2 separate regions of the Homo sapiens genome follow, and region 1 is linked to region 2. A link is a loop called in an ENCODE intact Hi-C map of the cell type or tissue named here. Cell type or tissue: heart left ventricle. All regions are shown on one strand. Each heading gives the region's core, and the rest is flanking DNA. Links, peaks and the distances in the headings are about the cores only. Region 1 overlaps LOC105376076 (a long non-coding RNA gene). Region 2 holds the start of CFAP95 (cilia and flagella associated protein 95).

What was found. Peaks named below come from ENCODE experiments on the same cell type or tissue, not always from the same donor. Only the 100,000 strongest peaks of a DNase experiment are listed, where the experiment ranks them.
Region 1: it touches region 2 in a loop (7-fold over the local background); 8 of 110 quality-filtered maps call a loop at or near these places.

Annotation. Positions count from the first base shown.
Region 1 is chr9:69,768,437-69,776,127 of GRCh38, reverse strand. All of the region lies in intron 1 of LOC105376076 (a long non-coding RNA gene), which reads right to left. Among named protein-coding and RNA genes, the nearest start is that of PTAR1, 12 kb to the right of the region's middle. In heart left ventricle, for the core only: no CTCF peak of the experiment used is centred there; no DNase peak of the experiment used is centred there.
Region 2 is chr9:69,818,163-69,825,853 of GRCh38, reverse strand. It overlaps CFAP95 (cilia and flagella associated protein 95), which reads right to left and starts at 5,037. Exons shown (of 6, transcript NM_001010940.3): 1 at 4,823-5,037. The coding sequence starts at 4,974. It overlaps CFAP95-DT (CFAP95 divergent transcript), which reads left to right and starts at 5,115. Exons shown (of 2, transcript NR_038833.1): 1 at 5,115-5,204; 2 at 5,587-6,449. RefSeq lists a silencer at 5,062-5,121. In heart left ventricle, for the core only: no CTCF peak of the experiment used is centred there; no DNase peak of the experiment used is centred there; H3K4me3 peaks cover 333 bases; H3K27me3 peaks cover 2,679 bases.

The DNA of each region.
Region 1 (7,691 bases), core at 1,325-6,324, 50 kb after region 2:
CTGCTTTCTGCTCCAACATGTAAAAGCTTCAAAGTCTTCACTCTCATCCTTACAATAAGACAAAAGGTGAAACTGAAAATCAATTACTTTTCTTAGACCTGTTAAAAAATTAAGGTCACAGAACAAACTGCCACGCAGAAATCTAGAGAGAAGAAAATACAGAGAATCACAGCTGATAACAGCTTACCTGGAGCAGAAGACATTGAATCCATAAACTGGTATGAACATTTAAGTGGTAATCTTGACCAACTGCTAGAGCCTGAATGTGGACTTGCTCTAAACTAAGAAAATCCTTAGGGGCCCAGTCTTAGGGGTCTCCCACACTTTTATGTATTTTACTTCCAGCAACCACACCAGGCTTTCATGGAGATGACCCCAGAACAACACCTTCACATTTTAGTCAAGGGGAGGGGCATGTTGAAATATACCCAAAGCAATCTTCATAGTAAGAACCAATGCTCCAAATGAAATGATGTTACCAGGTCTTTTGACCAAAGAAAGGGCAATTACCCGATCCCAGCCCCTTAGCTTCCCTATCTCACCTAAGAGAAGAAATGTAAAAGGCTAAGAAGCACTACTGAAGGTCAAAGCCCAAGGACTCAGGCCCACTAAATGACTTAAGAGTTAATCACAAAATTATAGATTCCTTTCCCATAGGACCTTACCACCACACCTGCAAGGCTCCAGTTTATACCAGTAGATTTCAACTAAAAAAGTGACAGGCCACAGATTCTATCTAAGAAGTTCTTAGGAAAACCTAAAGATAACAAGGAAGAAAGATACAAGTACACCTGAGGAAACTGAATCCACTGGCGCTTACGGTTTCAGCAAACATTAAACACAGCCCAGCTTCTGGCCACATTACCATTATAACTTTTCTATTATCCCATACATTATACGAAGTTTTTAGCAAAAGATTACAAGGCAAGCTAAAGGGCAAGAAAAAGCAGTCTGAAGAGACAAAGCAAGAACCTTCATCAAAGCTACGTCCAGGGGAAGGGGAGAGTGGAGGAGAAGAATAATGAAAATATTCTGGCTGGGTGCAGTGGCTTAAGCCTGTAATTCCAGAACTTTGGGAGGCTGAGGCGGGTGAATCACCTGAGGTCAGGAGTTCGAGAACAGCCTGGCCAACATGGTGAAACCCCGTCTCTACTAAAAATACAAAAATTAGCCAGGCGTGTTGGCAGGCGCCTGTAGTCCCAGCTACTCGGGAGGCTGAGGCAAGAAGAATTGCTCAAACTCGGGAGGCAGAGGTTGCAGTGAGCCAAAATCGCCCTGCTGCACCCTAGCCTGGGTGACAGACGGTGAATCTGTCTCAGGAAAAAAAAAGAAAAAGAAAAAAAGAAAACAAAATATTCTGGAATTAGTGGTAATGGTTGTATAATCTTGTTAATACACTAAAAACCACTAAATTACATGCTTCAAAGGGTGAATTTTATGTTTTGGGACTATCTCAATTTAAAAAATAATTTTAAAAAGACTTACATAATTATTTATAACTTTTTACAAAATGAAGGTTTTCCTATATTCTCCACGCTCACACAATTGGTGAAAAAATAACATCGAATTAGAGAATAAAATATATCTACGGTAATTGTGAAAATTGATGACAAATTTTAAGAATTATGATTCTCATTACATTAATTCTTTGCTACTCATAACATGAACCATAAAAAAGTAAATACATTGTCTCTTTTTTTCATTCAATACATATATACTTAATATCTGCCTCATATAAGGAACTGTACCATGTTGTTGGGTTACAAAAATGAATCTGACAATGACTTCAACTTAGAAAAAGATATTAGAGATTTACAAAAATAACTGTAAAACAAGGTCATATATGAAAAGTGCCAAACAAAGGCTATAAAAGTACAGTGGAGTCCAAGATTATAGGAAAGCATTTCTTTTTTCTTTTTTTTTTTTCATTGTTATACTTTTTAAGTTCTGGAATATATGTGCAGAACGTGCAGGTTTGTTACATAGGTATACATGTGCCATGGTGGATTGCTGCACCGATGAACCTATCATCTGCATTAGGTATTTCTCCTTATGCTATCCCTCTCCTTACCCTCCACACCACGACAGGCCCTGGTGTGTGATGTTCACCTCCCTGTGCCCATATGTTCTCATTGTTCAACTCTCAATTATGAATGAGAATCAATGGTGTTTGGTTTTTTGTTCCTGTGTTAGTTTGCTTAGAATAATGGTTTCCAGCTTCATCCATGTCCCTGCAAAGGACATGAACACATTTTTTTTTATGGCTGCATAGTATTCCATGGTGTGTATGTGCCATATTTTCTTTATCCATGGTGTATATGTGCTACATTTTCTTTATCCAGTCTATTGTTGATGGGCATTAGGGTTGGTTCCAAGTCTTTGCTATTGTGAATAGTGCTGAAATAAACATATGTGTGCATGTATCTTTATAGTAGAATGATTGATAAACCTTTGGGTACATACCCAGTAATGGGATTGTTGGGTCTATTTCTGGTTCTAGATCCTTGAGGAATCACCACACTGTCTTCCATAATGGTTGAACTAATTTACACTCCCACCAATAGTGTAAAAGCATTCCTATTTCTAGGAGAGCATTTCGAACTGAGGTGATTAATGAAGACTTCATGGGAAAGGTGGCAATGGAATTGGGTCTTTGTTTGTTCAGCTGACTCAGCACTACATTTGCAGTGCTTACTATATTCAGGAACTGTACCAGGTACCAGGGAAACAACAATAAAGATGAAATGGATTATCTCATTTTGTTATGTGATAAAACCCAGGAGTGTAGAAGCATATATATGTGTGTGTGTGTGTGTGTGTGCATTTATATATTTTTGTATAACTAAAACAATGTATAAGTTAATAAGAACACTCTTGAAGAATGAGCGGATTTCAACAAAGAAGCAAAAATGCTTTCAATGGCTCTAACTCTTCAGAATTTTTTATTTTTTATTTTTTATTTTTTTGAGACAGAGTCTTGCTCTGTCGCCCAGGCTGGAGTGCAGTGGTGCAATCTTGGCTCACTGCAACCTCTGCCTCCCGGGTTCAAGCGATTCTCCTGCCTGAGCCTCCCAAGTAGCTGGGATTACAAACACATGCCACCACAGCCAGCTAATTTTTGTATTTTTAGTAGAGATGTGGTTTCACAATGTTGGCCAGGCTGGTCTTGAACTCCTGACCTAGTGATCCGCCCACCTTGGCACTGCCAAAATATGGCCTCAAGGTTCCTCATGATTAGGCCTCTGACTAAATTCCAAGTGACTTCCTCTACTATTTCTTTATTACATTTATACATGTAGGTTATTCTACCCTTCCCTATTGTTTCCCATCCTTTCCTTTCATCCATCCATCCATTTAAGTACTCAGAGCCCACTATATTGCAATGCAACATACACAGTGGTACATAAAATAAACAGGAGAAATACAGTTCCAGCCCTTGTGAAATTTACACTCTGTAGATGGATAAAGATATGGAACTAATTAGACAACTGTTTAAATGCATTTGATATATAAAGGAGTCTATGAGAATATAATGAGGGCTTTTACTCCTTTATTACTTTGAGGGATTCAACTTTGTGTGCAGGAATTAGCCGGAAGTACCCTAGATATCTTGCTAGACACATGCATGACAGAGGATGGAAGATAAACCCTTAAAACATTCAAGGGCCTGCCACCTTAGTGAAGTTTCTAGGAGTCCATTAGTTGAGGCATGGCACATTTCTACCAAGGTGAAGGGCAAGTTGCTTCATCTTGCACACTCTACCACTGAGAAGGAGACACAAGGGCCACTTTGGATTCAAATTGTGACATATACCCTAGTTGAATGTTCTACTTTGAGTCACTTACTGAGTAACCCATAGATTTGAATGGATTCCAGAGCAACAGAAGCTTCTGTGGCAGCTCTAAGCTTCTACGCAAGCTGATCTTGGGCCACATGACTCAGCAGATTGAATGGTGCTGAAAGAGCACATTGAAATGTTCTAACAGTAGCAAATAAAAAATGCCATGGCAATACCCCTTGGGTTTTGGGGGAAAAGCCAACCCTTTTCGTTGATAAGCATTACACTTTTGAGAAACCGTTCTGGGGTTGCTATTGGGCCCCCAGGACTGAATATCTGACTAAGAAACACTAACTAGTCATGTGACATGAGCTTTCCATAGAGAGCTACGGTGTTACCTGACTCAGGACCACAATGCTGTAAATGAGATATACAAGATCAGGCTCAAACAGTTCCCAAAGACACAAGTTGCAAGAGTAAGTGACCCAGACACCTTCAGTATCAGTGGGTTCTGCATTCCTGGATTCAACTCAATGATCATCAAAAATATTCAGAAAAAATAAAAACATAATACAGATTAAAAGAATCAATATAGTATCACAACCATTTACATAGCATTTACATCTTATTAGGTATTTGAAGTAATCTAGAGATGATTTAAAGTATAGGCTGGGTGCGGTGGCTCACACCTATAATCCCAGCACTTGGGAAGCCAAGGAAGGTGGATCATCTGAGGTCAGGAGTTTGAGACCAGCTTGGCCAACATGGTGAAACCCCGTCTCTACTAAAAATACAAAAAATTAGCTGGAAGTAGTGGCACGTGCCTGTAATCCCAGCTACTTGGGAGGCTGAGGCAGGAGAATCGCTTGGATCCGGGAGGTGGAGGTTGTAGTGAGCCGATATTGCACCATTGCACTCCAGCCTGGGTAACAAGAGCGAAACTCCATCTCAAAAAAACCAAAAAACAAAATGAAAGCAAACTATATAGGAAGATGTGCATAGGATATATACAAAAATTGTGCCATTTTATATAAGCGACATGAGCATGTACAGATTTTGGTATCCACAGGGATCCTGGAAACAATCCTCCACAGATACTGAGGAATGACTGTACTTACTCCTATTGCATTGATATCTCTCCCTCGATCTACATATATGGCCTCATGGAGAATTCTCTATGACATGTGACTGAGGAAGAGAAAATTTGGGCCTCGTTTTGTTTCCAAACAGCTCTCCACAATATGTTGGTACTACCCAAAAGTGGATGGCTTTAGCATGACAGCCTCACTCAGAAATAGTCTTTAAAAACTGAGAAGGGAGATTCTCCAAGTAGGCAGAACTTCAGACTGTATATCTAGCAGTCCACTTAGACTAAAAAGAGACATGGCAGAGGAGTAGGTCAACATTGATTCATGGACAGTGGCTAACAGTTTGCTTAGATAGTCAGGGACTCTGGTATATTTATGTGACAGTTGATACTGAATGTCAACTTGATTGGATTGAAGGATACAAAGTATTGATCCCCTGGGTGTGTCTGTGAGGATGTTGCCAAAGGAGATTAATATTTGAGTCTGTGGGCTGGGAAAGGCAGACCCACCCTTAATCTGGTGGGCACAACCTAATCAGCTGCCAGCGAATATAAAGCAGGCAGGAAAAAAACTCAAAGGACAAGATGGGCCTAGCCTCCTAGTCTACATCTTTCTCCTGTGCTGGGTGCTTCTTGCCCTTGAACATCGGACTCCAAATTCTTCAGTTTTGGGACTCAGACTGGCTTCCTTTCTCCTCAGCTTCAGACAGCCTATTATGGGAGCTTGCGATCATGTAAGTTAATACTTAATAAACTCCTGTCTCTCTCAGTATATATATATATTAATAGGATATATTATATCCTATAGGATATAATATATCCTATTAGTTCTCTCCCTCTAAGAGAACCCTGACTAATACAATGTATGAACTAATTATACAGGAATTAGCAAAATTTGGTAATTGATGATAAAGAAGTTTGGGGAAGAGGTATGAGGAGAGACCTCTCTGAATAGGCATAGATTCTGGTGTTATTTGTGTTCCATATGAATGCTCAAAAAAGGCCATCCATTGCAGAAAATGTTCAATAATCAGGACAAAGTGTTCTATTCGACGGCTGATACTCAGCCTCTTTCCCTAGCCATGACAATGTTTGCTTTATGGGCTCATGATGATAGTGGCCATAGAGATTATACCTATGCGCAATAATGCAGGTTTTATTCCCCCTCCAACCCCCATGCAAAGCTGATCTTGTTAGAGTCATTGCTAGGTGCCCAAGCTTTCAACAACAGGGACCAAAAGTAACCGACAAGCTACCTGATGGCAGGTTGTTTACAATGGATTCTTCCATCATCAGGACAGCAATTTGACGTTTTCCTGCCCCAGTTTCTTCATCACTATCCATAGATATACTGAATGCCTTGTTTACAGTCATGATACCTGATATGGTTTGGATATGTGTGCCCTTTAAATCTCATGTTGAAATGTCATTTCCTACCTCATTAATATATACATATAACTACTATGTATTCAGAAAAAATAAAAATAAAAACAGTTTTTTTAAAAAAGAAATGTGGTCTCCAGTGTTGGCGGTGGAGCCTGGTGGGAGTTGTTTGGATCATGGGAGACAGATCCCTCATGAATGGTTTGGTGCTATCCCCTTCATTAGGGAACTGTAGCTCTGAGTTCACATGAGATCTGGTTGTTTAGAAGTGTGTGGAACCTCCCCCTTTTCTCTCTTACTCCCACTCTCACCACGTAAGACACCTGCTCCATTTTTGCCTTCTCCATGATCGTAAGCTCCCTGGGGCCTCCCCAGACACCAAGCAGATGCCAGCATCATGCTTCCTGTAAAGCCTGTGGAATCATGAGTGAATTAAACCTCTTTCCTTTATAAATTACCCAGCCTCAGGTATTCCTTTTCAGCAATGCAGGAACAGCCTAATACAGTACCCCAATTAACACATGATAGGTTTTCTTTTCAAGACAGGCAAAGCACCACCTTCTATCCCGTATTCTCTTCTGCAATGTGACCTTCACACTATCCCATGGGACTTCCTCCATCCCCTTGATTCTGGGGAAGTACTGTGACCGCTTTGACCATTTTGATATTGCAAAATTGATGCTGTACCCTTAACCAACCTGAGCTCTCATTTCCTGCCTCTTGGAAGTTAGCTGCTGTGTATAATTTCCTGAGCTCACTATGCACTGAAAAGCCCTGGAGCATGAGATGCCAGTTGAAAAGAGAGAACAAGAAGCACCACGGCACCAGACATGTGAGTAAAGAAACAATCAGACATCTAGGCCAGTCAAGGCTTTTGATGACTTCAGCCCCAGCCATTATCTTTCTGTAACTGCATGACACTAACCAACAACTGCCCAGTTGGTCCCAGTCAATCCACAGAACTGCCAGAAATAATAATATTGTTTTAAGCCACTAAGCTTGAGGTTTATTTGTTACACAACAATACATAACTAGCATACCTAATTTTTGACCAATGAACTCATTTTAAAACAAAAGGAGCACAGGAATAGGGTTCATACCCATGGGATTCACTGACCATAACATACCCCACCATTCTAAAGCAGTTTACTTAATTAGGCAGCAGAATGACCTACTGAAGTCTCAAATACAGTGCTAGATTGGGCAGCACAATGTGGGTTGTGGTGCTGTCTTACAAGATCGATATGCAATCTGAAGCACCATCCAGTGCATTATGTCATATTTTCCATACCTAGAATACATGTATCCAGGGACCAAGGGCCAGTGGCTTCTCTTACCATTACCCCTAATGAACCTCACAATTTTTTTCACTCACCAAAGCAAAATGAGTGAACTGTACTGAATTGTCTGTTGGCAACTTGGGATTGTCACCCAGGCATTAT
Region 2 (7,691 bases), core at 1,245-6,244:
GAATTTGTTTTGCTTTAAATTATTATCACTTGTTACCAGATGTCAATTTGGCCAAGGAAAAGATGAGTATGAATGAATGAATATAAGAATTAGCCTCACATGAGAGAATTTGTTAAGGGTAAGTCTAAATTGCTGTGGTTCTTAGTATTTCATCATTCCAATGAGTGGGAAGATATCCTAACAGAAAATATTTCCCCTTAGTTCAGTTCTAATGGAATCACCTGATGATATGGCTCCATAAATGCTACAGGAATAAGTGGGGTAAAATAATTCCTAGAAAAGGCATCTCTGGCTCAGAAGCATCAAGGTGTGATAAGGGTGATATGGCTCTATCGACCACTTCAGTTGCAAGGAAGAGGTGGCTCTTTGGCAATGTTTTATCCTAGTAACGAACCAAAGGTATCCCCTAAAAAGGATTTTGGAGATATTACTTTATCACGTCTATTATACACAACGGATTTTAATATGAGTAATGAGGTCAAATAGCTCTGTATCACATGCCAGATAAAGAGAAACACAGGAAAAAATATCTAAATGTTTGAACTGTGTTATCAGAGGAAAGTCAGAATTTCTCCCAGATACAGATTTTATTTTGTACCTATATGTACAGTCACTTAACTGATTAAATACTCTGTTGAGAAGCCATGCTAATGGTGTGTTTATAGATATTAAGTGTTCATCAATTAAATAAGAAATCACTAATAAAAGATATTAAAATTTAATAAAAATTTAATCTATCATAAAACAAATCAATAGAAAGCTAACAATTATGACCAAAATGCATAAAAATAAGTCAATGACATCATTCAATTTAGAATTTTACACAACCTGAATTTTATTCAGCTTTGTAGGACAAATCTTGGTGACTGGTTGGATACGGAAGAACAAGTATGCCAGCAATACAGTCAGCACAGAAAATGCTAGTGCTTCTCACATTTCACAGTCAATTCTTGCTATCTTTATATTCTATAAACTTGCCTCAAACACTCAATTAGCAAATACAGAAATACAAGGTTAGGTTTCTGTGAGCCTCTGGTCACAATATTTTTGTCAGTCAAGACATAACCTTGTATTATGTGTGTTTCAGTTTAAAAACACCTTACATAACGTGTATTGTTGATTCATTAACATTGAAATCACTGCCAACTACACTATAATTTAAACCTGAATGAAGCTTTCTAATGCATGCATTTCCTCTGTAAGGTGTGTCACAGTCTTCTTGTGCTTAGCATGATGCTTAGGGGCCATTTTACCATATAGCAAACAAAAAGCACGAAATGCAAAAAAAAAAAAAAGCATTAAATAGAACATGAAAAGGATACTTGTTTACAGTATGAGAGCTGAAACAAAAAGGCAGAGCGTTGCTTGCTTTGTTTGACCTCAGTTGGGAACATGCACGTAGGGCAACTCAAATTTTTTTGCCTTTTTTCCGCTCTGAGAATGTCTACAAATGACCACAAAAGTGCATCAAGTATTAATTTTGACTTACAAATAAATCGTAGCAAGTGGGTGAATTTACAAACACAGAATCCGGAAATAATAAGGATCAACTGTATTTGTCAACTATTGAAAAAGAATTCTGTTTCCTGTGGGGCTGTTCTTTACTATTCCACTGCACTTGCCTGTTCTTTTTTGTCCCTATCCTTAGTTCAAAACCCTGCTCAGGAACCAACCTCCCCACCACACCATTACCTCTGCTTCTTATAATCATTTCTTTTTTGCAAAAATCAGATGATACTGAATTTATTGATATTATTCTCCTTTTCTGCCCTATGGAGCTCCTTGAGGTCAATGGCCATGTCCTAATACATATAACTAACTGTCAGGCCTCTGAGCCCAAACTAAGCCATCATATCGCCGGTGACCTGCACGTACACATCTAGATGGCCAGTTCCTGCCTTAACTGATGACATTCCACCACAAAAGAAGTGAAAATGGCCTGTTCCTGCCTTAACTGATGAGATTATCTTGTGAAATTCCTTCTCCTGGCTCATCCTGGCTCAAAAAGCTCCACCACTGAGCATCTTGTGACCCCCACTCCTGCCCGCCAGAGAACAAATCCCATTTGACTGTAATTTTCCTTTATCTATCCAAATCCTATAAAACGGCCCCACCCTTATCTCCCTTCACTGACTCTCTTTTCAGACTCAGCCCGCCTGCACCCAGGTGAAATAAACAGCCTTGTTGCTCACACAGAGCCTGTTTGGTGGTCTCTTCAAATGCACGTGAGCGAAACTAACTTCTACTGTTCTTAATATGTGGCAGGCCATGTGTTAAAGGGTGTTTTACATATCATACCTCATGTAATCTTATAATAATCCTATCATCCCCATTTTACAGTTGCAGAAACAGGCCCAGAGCAGTCAAGTCACTTGCCGCAACACACAGCAAGAGAGTTAGTTTTCAAACCTAGAGCCCGAGTTTTAACCATTATGCTATGCTAAATCAATAGTGTTAGCTACTGATACGGTTTGACTCTGTGTCCCCACCCAAATCTCATCTTGATTTGTAATCCCCACATCGGGAGGGACCTGTAGTCCCCATGTGTCAAGGGAGGTAGGTGATTGGATCATGAGAGCAGTTGTCCCCATGCTATCATGATAGTGAGTGAGTTCTCAAAAGATTTGATGGTTTTATCAGCGTTTCGAAGTTCCTCCTTCACCCTTCTCTCTCCTGCTGCCTTGTGAAGAAGGTGCTTGCTTTGCCTTTGCCTTCCACCATGGTTGTAAGTTTCCTGAGGCCTCCCAAGACCTGCTGAACTGTAAGTCAATTAAACCTCTTTCCTTTATAAATTACCCAGTCTCCAGTATTTATTTATAGCTGTATGAAAATGTACTCATACAGCTACCCTATATTATTGACAACTTATGATTTTCCTAGAATGATGCTAAATGCTTTATAAAATTTATCTCATTGAATCTGTTTCTCTACCTCTATGTCCCCAACATGTAGCAAAGTGCATGACACACAAATGTATGTTGGGTTGAATTTAAGTCTTCCTGTTCCCCAGCCTTCCTTCTAAAACCAACGCATGAGGTCCCGCTATATTTTCAGCAGCGGCTGGAATGACTTACAGCGTTCCACTATCCTTCTCTCCTCACCAGGTTCCTCACCTTCTTCTCATTTGTGTTCTTCTGTGGTTTTGCTATTGATGTCTGTAACTTTCACAATGCAATTTTCAAAGTAATAGTGGTGCAGCAGAGAGCAGAAGCACTGTCCCTTTGCAAAAAGTCTTTCTCTTTAACAATAACTTCTAGTGGTGATTTATGGTATGACTCAAATCTCTGTGGGGTAACAGAGTCACAGAAGAGCTAAGTGTTTTGCTTGAGAGCTATGAGGTAAGCCCTATATGAGGCTAAAAGAGGATGTTCTGTTTCCCAGTGTAGTTTTGGATTCCAAATCTGTATAACTTCTCATACTGAGTTCAAAGGAGGAAGAGAGACAGTTTCAGGGTTGAGAAGTAAAAGCAGAAAGGTAAACTTGTTGGAAAGCAGGGAATAGGCTTTAGAAAGTTTGCAAGACAGAAACTGCAGGGGTCGCATATATTACATGAATGAATGGGATGAAGTCGGGCTTAGCCTTAGGGCTAGAGTCAAAATCACTCATTTCTTTCAAAAGCAAAAACATAAAGTAGACAAGATTTGTGACTTCTTTTCATTTCTTTTTTTTCTTCACGCCCCTCCCAAATATTCCAACCACTCCAAATGTAATTACTATCAACAGCAGAGCCAGGAAAGTTAATTCAAGGGAAAGAATTTGAAAAGTCCTAAAAGTTTCCACTTTTCTTCCAGTTATACATCACAGTGTTGCTATTGGTCACTGTGATATTTAATAAGAGAAAGTGAATTTCCAGGTCAAGTTCTAAAGCACAAGAAGTAAACCAAATGCTTCTTGGGGCCAAGCAAGAACTTACACGAGGGAAGTTCCTAAAGACAGAACAACACCCATCTTAAGGTGTAGCCAGTGCTCAGCTCTGGTACATTCATAGTTCCCCAGAGAAATAAAATCCTCTCTGGCCAAGACTTTCAAATTTTCAAAGATACAACCCTGGATTTACTGTGAATCTCCTAGTTTTAAATGTGGCCAACTAATTAAAATGAAAAAAAAAAAAAGTAAACAGAGCTCATGCCAAACAATGTCTGTTGGCCTTAACCAGTGGGAGATGCCAGTTTGCAGTCTCTGGCCAGAAAAGTTCTTGTATGTAGCCTAGAAAATATGAGGGGCCTCGTTCAAATCACTCCATGTACACCCTACCCCCAGGAAGTGGCAGCCCTGGAGGCTGGTCCTCTAAATAGGCATCTCCCTCCTGCTGTGCCCCTGGCCTCTAATTCCTTTTATGAGTAAGTGCCTGTGTCAGAAATGTGATTTCCAGGCCTCTGACAGCACCCCCTTTTCACCCCCTATTTATACACACCCGCTCTGTGTGAATGAGCTAAAACCTCAGGTGGCGGGGATTTGGCTGCTGCGTGGCCCAGTGTGTGGCTGGGAGCTGCCCCTGAAAGGCTCTCCTATTTCCTCCTCTCTGCTCCAACCCTCTCTCCCACTCTCTCTATTTCTCCTTTGAAAATATTTCTTTCCCTTTTCTTTCTTTTCTCTCTTTTCCTCCTTCCCATTCCTCTCTCGTCTCATCTTTTTCTCACCTTTCTTCTCATTTCCTTCTTTCTCTACATTTCTCCCCCACTTTTCTCATTCTTTTTTCCGTTTCCTCTGTCGTCTCCACTCCTGTCCCCTCTCTCTGACTCTCCTTTCCTTTCCTGTTCCATCCTTTCCCCTCTCTTTCCTCCCCGCAGCACCCGGGAACTTGCGAGGGGACTTCGCTCACCAGGAATACACCAACACCGGCTTCGAGTATTTCTTGTGATGGGAGCGGAGGGTCAGGGAGCCCTTGCGCTCCACCAAGTCCGGTGGTCCGATCTCCAACCAGTGTTGCTTCCTGTCGCACCAGTCCTGGCAGGATCTGTCAAGGCTATCCATGGGAGCCCTCGAGGTACAGACCTCTGAGGAGTTCCCTATGCACCTGTCCTGCCCGGCAGGAACGTAAGTACCAAGATTCGGCGTCTCTTATCTCCTAAGCAACCTGGGGCGGGGCCAGTGGAGGGGCGGATCCCTCCAACCTGACGGCCAAACGTTTCCTAGACGTTGTCGTTACTGATAAGAAACTACATTTCCCAGAATGCAGTGAGGGTAGCGACCGGGCTACACAGGTGATGAAGGGGGGAACTGCATCCTGGGATCCGCAGTTTCGCCTGTCCACCCGCCAAATCCTAAGAGTGGCTGAGCGCAGTTATTGGGGAGTGGTAGGTCAGTTAAGGACCAAGGGAAGAGCAAATTCCCTGAACCCCGAGTGGGTCTGTTCGGGCTGTCTTTAGAGAAGTTCTTTTGTGTGTGTGTGTGTGTGTGTGTGTGTGTGTGTGTGTGTGTCCGAGTCTCACTCTGTCGCCCAGGCAGGCTGGAGTGCAGTGGCACGATCTTGGCTCACTGCAACCTCCGCCTCCCAGGTTCAAGCGATTCTCCTGCCTCAGCCTCCCAAGTAGCTGGGATTACAGGGTCTCGCCACCACACCCGGCTAATTTTTTGTATTTTTAGTAGAAACAGGGTTTCACCATGTTGGCCATGCTGGTCTCGAACTCCAGAACTCAAGTGATCCGTCCGCCTCGGTCTTCCAAACTGCTGGGATTACAGGCGTGAGCCACCGCGCCCAGCCTTTGGGGAAGTTCTTTTTACCGTCCATCATCCATTGCCACCACACCTTCTGCTTACGAGTTATTTATAATAAGTTTAACTAAAAGAGAACGAGAGAACATCCCCTGAAACCCAAAGTTTGTCATTCTATACAGCTTTCCTGCCTGCAAAAGAGGAGGAGCAGACTCATCCAGCAAATCACCTAAAAAGTTTGAAGATCAAAAAGCCTAGCTCCAGTTTCAGATCCTTCCCCTACCTTTCTGAACACTAGTTTCTTCCTCTGAAAAACGAAAGAGGGAACGGGACCGTAGAGTGGAGTGGGCACAAGAATCGCAAGTCCCTTCTGGCTATGACGCTGCAAGACTCTAGGTACAGTTTAGGACTCCGGGCATTCAGATCCCCGGGACTTGTCAAGTTCTCCTCATTGACATTTTTGATATTTCGTGACAACACAAATTCATCACATTTTTGTGCTGTGTGTTATATGTGGGAAGGAGATTTTAAAAAGATTGCCTTTTGAAGTTATTGGATAGCTGTGTTACAGAAGAAAACATTGCCTTCAAGAAGTTATTGGATAGATATGTTACAGAAGAAAAGACGTTTGTTTCATTTTTGACTTTGCAGGAAAAGAATATGTAACACATCAGAATTCTTCTCTCCTCCCTGGCCTTAGTCGAGTACCTGAGGGGCATTAAAGCACTTCCTCCTTGCAATCACTTACCCAGCATAGTCCTTAATACAGATATCTTCATTGTTGAATGAATGAATGAATGTTCATTATGTTTGATTACCTTAGGTTTACTTTCCAAAAGTGTCTTACTTGAGGAAGACCACATCTACACAAAAAAATCAAACTTTAAAACAGAGTAAGAGACCATTCACACTACAAATAGATTCTCGGTTTATAAAAGATGTGTTATAGTGCTCCCATAAATAGTGAGGCACTCTTCTGTATCAGATGGCACAAATTTGATTACATATAACTACTAAGTGCTTTTCCGTGGTCTGTGGTTCATAGTGTGGGTGCCTGTGGTATGCTAAGGTCTCTATTTTACTGACAGCCACAGTTAAAATATATTTCTTAAAACCAAATAAACAGTCCACCATCACCAGCCAAATGCTAGGAGAGTGCTGACTGCTATTTTAGCTGCTTTCTTCTAGGCAGAATGAAAAGAAAAACATAAGTTAACTTTAAAAGGGGAAATATGATCCATGTCAAGCTCAATTCTGTCCAATCAAAGCACAGAATATTGCTGTTGTTCCAAAAATATTATCATCATTGCTGTCATCTGTTCATGTGTTCATTTTACTTACGTTTAGAGTGGCGGTAACATAATATATGTGAAACCAATATGTCAGATCTCTGCAGACAATTTCTCTCAAAGATGGAAGCTGCCCAAGGCCAAGCTCTTTCCACAGTGCATAAGTACCACAGAGATTTAAAAGCTTTTCAGCACACCAAGGAGCAATAAGTTAAGAAAACATGCAAAACAAACATAGCTGGTTATTTTAGAGTTCCTTAAGCCAAGCCAACCACCTATTAGAGTTTGTGAATATGCTTTTTGTTATACTCACTTTCCTGTTTGTATCAAATTTATAAACTTCATTGTCTTCTGTGTCTACTAAATACTTTTCAACATCCTTGTCCTAGGATTTAGGATACTAATTCTGTGATATCCTCGAGTTTATGTGCATTCCATTCTCTTTGTATACACCAATACATACTGTAGAATTTTGGTTTCTTGATTCTTTATCAATAAAATAGGAATAGAACAGCACTTATTGCAGAGGGTTTTTTTGTTTTTTTTTTGTTTTGTTTTTTTTTTTTTTTGAGATGGAGTCTCACTCTGTCACCCAGGCTGGGGTGCAGTGGCACGATCTCAGCTCACTACAAGCTCCGCCTCCCAGGTTCACGCCATTCTCCTGCCTCAGCCTCCCGATTAGCTGGGACTACAGGCGCCCGCCACCACGCCCGGCTAATTTTTTGAATTTTTTTAGTAGAGATGCGG